2 separate regions of the Homo sapiens genome follow, and region 2 is linked to region 1. A link is an interaction called in ENCODE POLR2A ChIA-PET data of the cell type or tissue named here. Cell type or tissue: GM12878. All regions are shown on one strand. Links, peaks and the distances in the headings refer to the core of each region. The heading gives the core; the rest is flanking DNA.

Region 1 (4,401 bases), core at 308-4,307:
GTAGCTGGGATTATAGGCGCCCGCCACCACGCCCAGCTAATTTTTGTATTTTTAGTAGAGATGGGGTTTCGCCATGTTGGTCAGGCTGGTCTCGAACTCCTGACTTCAGGTTCTCCACCCGCCTTGGCCTCCCAAAGTGCTGGGATTATAGGCATGAGCCACTGCGCCCGGTCTTTTCTCTAGCTCTTAACTTTGTCTCCATTTTGTTGGATTTGTTCTTTCCATTCATAAACATTTATTGAACCCTGATATGCAGCTCTAGGTATGGGGCATGCTACCCGGCAGGGAACAGACAAGGCCCCTCCTCTCATGAAGCTTACAGTTAGGTGGGAGTAGGGGGAGAATGGCGGTAATGAACTAAAAAATAGCAGGAAGTGAGCACCTCTGTGACGAAAACTAAATGTTTATGGTGATGTGAGAGGTAATGATGGGGGAACTACCTTAAGCAGAAAGGTGGTTAGGAAAGATATCTTTGAGGAAGTAATTTATAAATCAAGGCATTTATGACAGGAAGGAGCCAGATGTGTCATCATCTGGGGGAGGAGCATTTCAGAAAGAGGAAACATAAAACAGCATTCCTAGGGTTAGAAGGAGCCTATAGGGTTCAATAACTTGCAGTGTGGTTGGGGCTTATGGATGCTGGATGAAGATAAGTGAGAGAGGTTTACAGGGACAGCATCATGTCAGGCCTTGAGGGCAAGGTAAGGAGTCTGGATTTTATTCCAGATTTGATGGGAAGCCTTTGGGGGATTTCGATTAGGGCAATGACATGATCTGATTTAGGTTTATAAAAGATCTCTTGAATACCTCTTGATTATAAATGGGCAAGAGTAATCGCTTCTCGGCCTTTTGGCTAAGATCAAGTGTAGTATCTGTTCTTATCAGTTAATATCTGATATGTCCTCTATCCGAGGACAATATATTAAATGGATTTTTGGAGCAGGGACATGGACTAGGAGCTTGCTCCGTCCACTCCATGCATCAACTTGGTATTGCTGTACCCCTAGGAACGGCGCACCCCTCTGGGTGTTAAAACACGGTGTTACTGGCCGGGCACGGTGGATCCCACCTGTAATCCCAGCACTTTGGGAGTCTGAGGCAGGTGGATCACAAGGTCAGGAGTTCAAGATCAGCCTGGCCAACATGGTGAAACCCCGTCTCTGTTAAAAATACAAAAATTAGCTGGGTGTGGTGGCATGCACCTGTAATCCCAGCTACTTGGGAGGCTGAGGCAGAGAACTGCTTGAACCTGGGAGGCAGAGGTTGGAGTGAGCCGAGATTGTGCCACTGCACTCCAGCCTGGGCAAGAGTAACAGCAGAGAAATCTATTGGGAAGCTATGGCTGCACGTCCAGGTGTGAGAAGACGGTAACTCAGACTAAGACAGCAGCTATAGCTATAAACTTGCTGATGGAATGAAGTTGGAGAGCTAAGGAAAGATAGGATCAGAAATGACTCCTAAGTTTCAGGCTTGGGCAATTGGAAGAGGGAAAAGCAGGGAAGGAGCAGGTTTCAGGAGAAGTGAGTGACTGTTTTGGATGTATCAGGTTGCAGTGCCCACTGGACAGATGTCAAATAGGCAATAAGATTTGCTAGCCGGGAAATCAGAAATAGAGATACATGTGGGAGTTGCCTGCATGCACAGCAATGGTATTTACAGCCCTGTAATTGACTCCAAAGTCTCCTGTTCACCACTGTGCAGGGTGAATGTGGCATAGGCCACCCTTCTATCTCTAGGCCTTCCCCTGTCTCTTCTTGCTTTTTGCTGTTGAAAGTTGCTTTTAGCTTCACAATGCAGAGGGCAGTGGAAGAACAGAAAAGCAAAACATTTCCCGAGCCTGTAATTACAGTGACAAGAGTGCTTCTTGTTTGTGTAGCTCTCAACATTTTAATCATTACGTCTTCACTAAAGCTAAAATCTGAGCTTAGAAGTGAGTGGGTTTTAAAGATGGGTTCTAGATTCATACTGTGTTCTTTAAATGTTATGAACTGAGAATACATTGATACTGATATTATAAGTATGAAAGGTAATATAAGTTACATGAAGCAAAGTCTTCAGTGCTATGGATCATCCCTCTGTTTTATGTACCACTTTGCCTACTTTGTTGAAACACAAGAACAAACTAAATGAAAATAAGAACATATGGAAATGGCTGGGCGCAGTGGCTCATGCATGTAATCCCAGCACTTTGAGAGGCTGAGGCGAGTGGATCACCTGAGGTCAGGAGTTTGAAACCAGCCTGGCCAACATGGTGAAACCCCGTCCCTACTAAAAATACAGAAATCAGCCAGGCGTGGTGGCACGTGCCTGTAATCCCAGCTGCTCGGGAGGCTGAGGCACCAGAATAGCTTGAACCTGGGAGGCGGAGGTTGCAGTGAGCCGAGATGGCCCCACTGCACTCCAGGCTGGGTGACAGAGTGAGACTCTGTGTTTAAAAAAAAAAAAAGAAAGAAAGAAAATGTGGAAATGTGTCTTTACTTCCAGATAGTATTCCTGTCTTGGATTTGACATTTAATTTTATTAAAATAATTTTGATGCATGGATGTTTTACATTTTTATGGGATTTATCAGTTGATCCTTTGTGATTTCTTAATTTTATGCTTTGAAGAATGTTTCCTCTCCCAATGTCAAGCCTCTGTAGGTTTACTGCTAGTTTTATGGCTGATTTATTTATTTTTTCACTTATAAATCCAAGCGGGCTTTACTATGTTGGATAGAGCCAAGTACAGACTTCTAAATTTTTTGGGTTTTGCCATCTCAAAATAATTTGTAGCCAAAATACAATTGAATTCTTACTTATTTTGAATGATTCCTTGCTCATTGCAGAATAGCTCTCCAGACCCCCAGCTGGCCATGTGGTGAGTTCAGGGCCCAAATCAAGTAGTACCAGCAATCAGGGAACTCCTATCTGTTTTGAATGGATTCACACCAGCCACAAGCCTGGAAAGATGGTGTCACAATCTACAGTCAGGCAGGATTCTCCTGTGGAGCCCTGGGAAGGGATCAGCGATCACTCTGGCATTATTGATGGTTCGCCCAGACTCCTGAACACTGACCATCCTCCTTGCCAATTAGACATCAGGCTCATGAGGCACAAAGCTGTCTGGATTAACCCCCAGGATGTGCAGCAACAGCCGCAGGACTTGCAATCTCAGGTGCCAGCAGCAGGGAACAGTGGGACCCATTTTGTGACAGATGCTGCCTCTCCCTCAGGCCCTTCACCTTCGTGCCTCGGGGACTCCCTGGCAGAGACAACGTTGTCTGAGGATACCACAGACTCCGTTGGCAGCGCTTCTCCCCATGGCTCGAGTGAAAAGAGTAGCAGCTTCTCTCTGTCCTCAACAGAGGTACACATGGTCCGCCCAGGATACTCTCATCGGGTGTCTCTGCCCACAAGCCCTGGGATTTTGGCCACCTCCCCATATCCTGAGACTGACAGTGCTTTTTTTGAGCCTTCCCATCTGACATCTGCTGCTGATGAAGGTAATTTTAGTAGGTGACCTCCCTCATTCCTCTCTGTTCACACCCTTGCTTCGCCTTGCTCTAAAGCCTGCCTTGTTGTCTTCCCCATGGGACAATGCATTGCCTCATCTAATATTGTCAGCAGCCCAGCCATCTGGGCGGTCACAACAGGTGAAATCAAATATTGGCTTTCTCCTTAGACTGCAGAGAATTGTTATCTTTTTAGCTTAATGTAGTTGATAATCAGTGCCATGTGCCATCTTTAAGCTGGCGTCTGCCTTCAGGAACTTAGAGCTCATTAAATTGTCTACAGGGGAGAGCATCGGAAGCACTCTCAAGTCAGTGTGGAGGTTGGAGGTGTTTCCAGACAGCCACGGGGTCTGCATTTCACACCAGTACCTAGTAGGTGGTGAAGTCACTTCACTTGTTATATTTACCTGTATAGAATCTGACAGGAAAATGGTAAGATTTTTAAACAATAACTACAGTTTCCCCTGAAGACTATACAAAACCCCTTTTTATTAAAACAAGGGCTCTCACTGCTATGAAGTAATGTACATATTCCTAAGACCCTAAAATTCCTAAAAATTGGATAATCCGTGCGAAGTACTACTCAAGAGTCAATAAATTAGCTATTATTGTTATAATCTGTGACATGTTTATTTCATTTTAAAATATTTGTTATAGTCACACTTGTCATTATTAATTTACATTTCTATTCAAACCCTAGTATAAATAATCAATGAAGCTTTTTCTTTCAAAGCAATTTAAAAAGTCATCAGTCTGCCTGCTGCCTGCCTGTCTATTTCTCTGTATATTTATTTCTCACTAGCAGGAGCTCATCTTCCCCCTTACCTAAAATATGGAGTTTATGTGTTCTTTTGGAAATGTTTGAGCAATCAAAGATGATGACAGTCTTTAACACATTTATTCATTGCT
Region 2 (4,401 bases), core at 120-4,119, 240 kb after region 1:
CAGAAGACTGATTAAACTTAGTTTGTTCCGTCAGGTTATATATAGAGAGGACCTAATGAAGCAAGCACTAACCTACCTTTTTTTTAATTCAGATGTTCATTAGGCAGAAATTCTTAGATGTTACAGTAAATGCTAATAACTTAATATGCATGCTATCTGGAAATAAGAAGCCAGTTATGCCATAAAATGTAACCTTTATGAAGAGATCAAAAGTAGGATCTTTTCCAAACTAGAAATATTTTGAAAATCTATCTGCACTTACCCCATTTATACTCATGATTTCTCAGCATTTTGGTCCCATCTCTTGGACCAGACTAAACATCTTTCTTATCCCCTTGCTTTCCCTGGGAGACAGTCACTCTATTTATTTCACCCGCCTCTCTGTGCCTTCATTTACTAGATGTCCAGTAGTGCTAGGCAGTCTGCTAACCTCTGATGAACAGGGCACATGGACCCTGTCCGAGGGCACACGGTGGATACCAATGCCATCACAAGTTCTGGGAACAGGTTTGAAGCAAGTATACCAATACTGATGAATACACTGTGCAAGCTGGAAAAGTGATACTTGAGCTGAGGATTGTTCAAATGATTAGGAATTCACTAGAAGGGAAGGGGGCCCAGGTAGTGAGTACAGATGAGTCCCAGAAGCAGGAGGCAGAAGGAGGATGGAGGTGTGCCTGGGGAGCTGCTGATGGTTCTGTGTGGTTGAAATGTGTATAGGTCTTTGTGTGTGTGTGTGTGTGTGTGTGTGTGTGTGTGTGTGTAGCACACGATGGGCAAGGAAGCAGAGAGGGAAGAAGGAAATCACAGATGTGCTGGAAAAGAATACTAGAGCCAAATTGTAAAGGGCCTTGTGTGCTGTGTGCTGGAGCTTAACCTGTATTCTTTGGGCCATGTCGAATCACATTAAATGTGACCAAGCAGGGAGCTGTGGCATGTGTCTGTGGTCCATCCCGTACTAGGGAGGCTTGCTTGAGCCCAGGAGTTCGGGGGCGCAGTGAGCCATGACCATACCTGTGAATATCCACTGCACTCCAGCCTGGGCCATGGGCCATGTAGTGAGACCCCATCTCTTAAAAAAAAAAAAAAAAAAAAGACAGACCAGAACTGTACTTCAGAAAGGAAATTCTGTGAGGTGGAGAAACAGAATGAAGAGGAGCTAATTGATTTGAGGGAGACTTACGAGGTGTAATTGATAGGACATCACTGTCAGTTTAAATGTGAATTTTGATAAAGAAAAGTTGCACAAGCCATTTTCCTTCCTCTCTTCAATAATGGGAAGGTGTTTTCACCTAGAAGAAGCAGGGCATTGCTCTTATTTCAGGGACTAAACTTGAAAACCATCTGGAAAGTCACGGGAGAACTGTACTGTCCATAGGAGCAGGAACTAGAGGAAGATACCCGATGGATTATGTAAGCAAAATCCTAGAGCACACAAGTGGAGGGTGACCTGAATTTAGGTAGAACCGGTCAGATGAGATTCAGTCACAGGATTCTTGAGTTTCAGTTTGAGAAGCACACACTGTAATTCTAGCCCTGAAGGTCTTTCATGTGTAATTTGATCCCCTCCTGCCAACCTGAACCATGAAGTCCACAAACCCATGTGTTCCTGGACTGCTGGGCTTTCTCCCATGCATTTCCCTTTCAGAAGTGAGTAGCTTTAGGGAATGGTGGTTCTTCTCTGCTCCAGAGACAGTGTGGGTTTTTTTTTTTTCTTTTTTTTTTTTTTTGAGACAGAGTCTCACTCTGTTGCCCAGGCTGGAGTGCAGTGGCACTATCTCAGCTCACTGCAACCTCTGCCTCCCAGGCTCAAGCAATCCTCCTACCTCAGCCTCCCTAGTAGCTGGGACTACAGACAAGCGCTGCCATGTCCAGCTAATTTTTTGTGTGTGTTTTTGGTAGAGACCGGGTTTCGTTATGTTTCCCAGGCAGGTCTGGAACTCCTGAGCTCAAGTGAACTGCTCACCTTGGCCTCCTAAAGTGCCGGGATTACTGGCGCCTGGCCTAGTCTATAGAATTTTAAGAGGTTAAAGCCTCTTCTTAATAAATGTCCCCCAACCCCTCCAAAACAACAAACAAACCAATTCTCATAACAGTAGGTATCTAAGGTAATTCTTACCTTCAGACTAAAGATTATCTTTGTCAGCATATTTCTAACATTTTTACTTATATAAGGCAAAAAGTATTTTATACTTTTTCTTTATCATGTAGGCTACTCAGACTTTTCCAACATTGAGTTATTGCTTGATTTTTTATCTTTTTTAAATTGCCACAGGTTGGAATCTTTTCCTTCATTTTCCTTTCCTTGCATTTTTTCCCTTTGGCTTTTTCTTTTTGCTCAGAGCAATGATCATGCTTAGAAAGGAGGTATCTGCTTTACATTTCATTATACTAGCCATAAAGTCACGTCTTAAGTTATTCTAAAAGGAACTAATGTTGTAATATGTTCTTTTTTTCTCTCAAATGTAATGGTGTCCAGACTGTCTTCTATGACATACCCGAAAAAAAAATTCCATCCTTAGCTACTTTTTGTTTATATTAAATTCTTTAGCAACTGTTCTCCAGAAAGCATTCTTTATTTTGTTCAGGTATACACTGAATATCCTCGAAGAAATTGGTGGTGGCCAGAAGGTCAATGATGACATTATTGTCAACTGGGTGAATGAAACATTGAGGGAAGCAAAGAAAAGTTCATCCATCTCTAGTTTCAAGGTAAAATTCTTTGTCTTCTGCTAGAGGCCATCTGAGCTCTATGCCTATCTGTATTGTTTTCATTATGTGTTCAAGTGACCTTCAGTGGTAGGTATTAGAGGCTCCCCCTCCCATTTCAATTTTGCTTAAATGACTCGTTATTGTTTTGATGTTCATCAGCCATTTCATTAATGAATTTCTCAATACTTTCTCCCATAAGTTAATCATAAAAACCCATCAGTAAAAAAAATTTCAACTTTTATTTTGGATTTAGGGGGTACATGTGCAGATTTGTTACATGGGTATATTGAGTGATGCTGAGGTTTGGGGTACAAATAAATCCACCAGCGAGGTATGGAGCATCGTACCCAACAGGCAGTTTTCTAGCCCTTGTCCTCCTCCCTCCCTCCCCATTCACCTAGTTTCTACTGTCTATTTTTAATTTTAATTTTTATATTTTTAATTTTAATTTATTTTTTAATATTTTTTATTATTTATGTTTACTTTTCATATCTGTTTTTTGTGACAAGGTCTCACTCTGTCACCCAGGCTGGGGTACAGTGGCATGATTGTGGCTCACTGCAGCCTCAACCTCCTGGGCTCAAGTGATCCTCCTGCCTCAGCCTCCTGAGGAGCTGGGACTACAGGTGCACACTACCATGCCCAGCAATTTTTGTTTGTTTGTTTGGAAATGAGGTCTCACTATGTGGCCCAGGCTGGTCTTAAATTCCTGGCCTCCAGAGATCCTCCTGCTTCAGCCTCCCAAAGTGCTTTGGGATTATAGGCGTGAGCCACCATGCCTGGCTTATTCCCATCTTTATGTCCATGTGTACTCAGTGCTTAGTTCCCACTTAAAATCCATGATTTTAAAAGCAAGATTTTAGGCATTGTTCTTTCAAAGTAATATAAACTATGATAGTATTCGTAAAATGTGGGCACCTCCATGATTCAGATTAATATTATAATGGTGACATGTAAAATGCTCAAAGATCTCCCTTGTGATGTTTTTTGTAAAAAAGCAGTTGTGTACTTCTATCTAAATCTCATTTTTATTAATAGCAGCATTTTATTAAATTTCTTGACTCATGTTTCATGCATTAACTGGATTCCTCCTCAAAGGACGTGTGCACTTGATCCACATCATCATAATGCCTGTGCCATCTTAACTACATTTTTCTAGCTTGAAGGTCAGGATTAGGGGGAGGAACACCTTCCGAGTTGTATTAACAGGGTTGGTGAGGTGGTTCGTCATGATATCCATCCTGTGTTTCAAAATCAAGAAAAAATGAAAATCTCTTTCCACAAGCAGTAGCAGAAGATATTGTCAGGGCAGGGCTGTCGCAGGAGTGTCCACCTGCTGTGAGCTCATCACAGATAACCGTCACCTCTGCTCTATCTCCAGCCTACTGTTCAGTCTGGAGAGCTGAGCAGAGTTAGGAGTGGATGCTGGTCACTGATGCAAGCAGATTCTTCCAGAAAGAGATTTGGAAAGGCGGCAAGCAGATTCTTCCAGAAAGAGATTTGGAAAGGCAGTAAAGAAAAGCAAAGTTGAAAGGAGCTCTAGATATTGAATGGGCTCTGGCTACCAGGGGCTCCTTGTTCATGTCTTAGGGCATCTTCGCTGACATTGTGAAGCTGGCTTTACTGTTTTCCTCATTTTATAGGTGAGGACATCAAAGCTCAAGTAACTTCCTAAGAGTATGGCTAGTA

The links. Peaks named below come from ENCODE experiments on the same cell type or tissue, not always from the same donor. Only the 100,000 strongest peaks of a DNase experiment are listed, where the experiment ranks them.
Region 2: POLR2A ChIA-PET joins it to region 1 with 5 read pairs; 3 of 35 experiments call an interaction of 5 or more read pairs at or near these places.

Annotation. Positions count from the first base shown.
Region 1 is chr13:46,371,023-46,375,423 of GRCh38, reverse strand. It overlaps RUBCNL (rubicon like autophagy enhancer), which reads left to right. Exons shown (of 15, transcript NM_025113.5): 3 at 2,827-3,483. The coding sequence starts at 2,949. It also overlaps the pseudogene RNU2-6P. Among named protein-coding and RNA genes, the nearest start is that of RUBCNL, 14 kb to the left of the region's middle. In GM12878, for the core only: no CTCF peak of the experiment used is centred there; no DNase peak of the experiment used is centred there; H3K4me3 peaks cover 1,633 bases; H3K27ac peaks cover 3,286 bases.
Region 2 is chr13:46,132,438-46,136,838 of GRCh38, reverse strand. It overlaps LCP1 (lymphocyte cytosolic protein 1), which reads left to right. Exons shown (of 16, transcript NM_002298.5): 14 at 2,589-2,712. Among named protein-coding and RNA genes, the nearest start is that of CPB2, 30 kb to the right of the region's middle. In GM12878, for the core only: no CTCF peak of the experiment used is centred there; no DNase peak of the experiment used is centred there.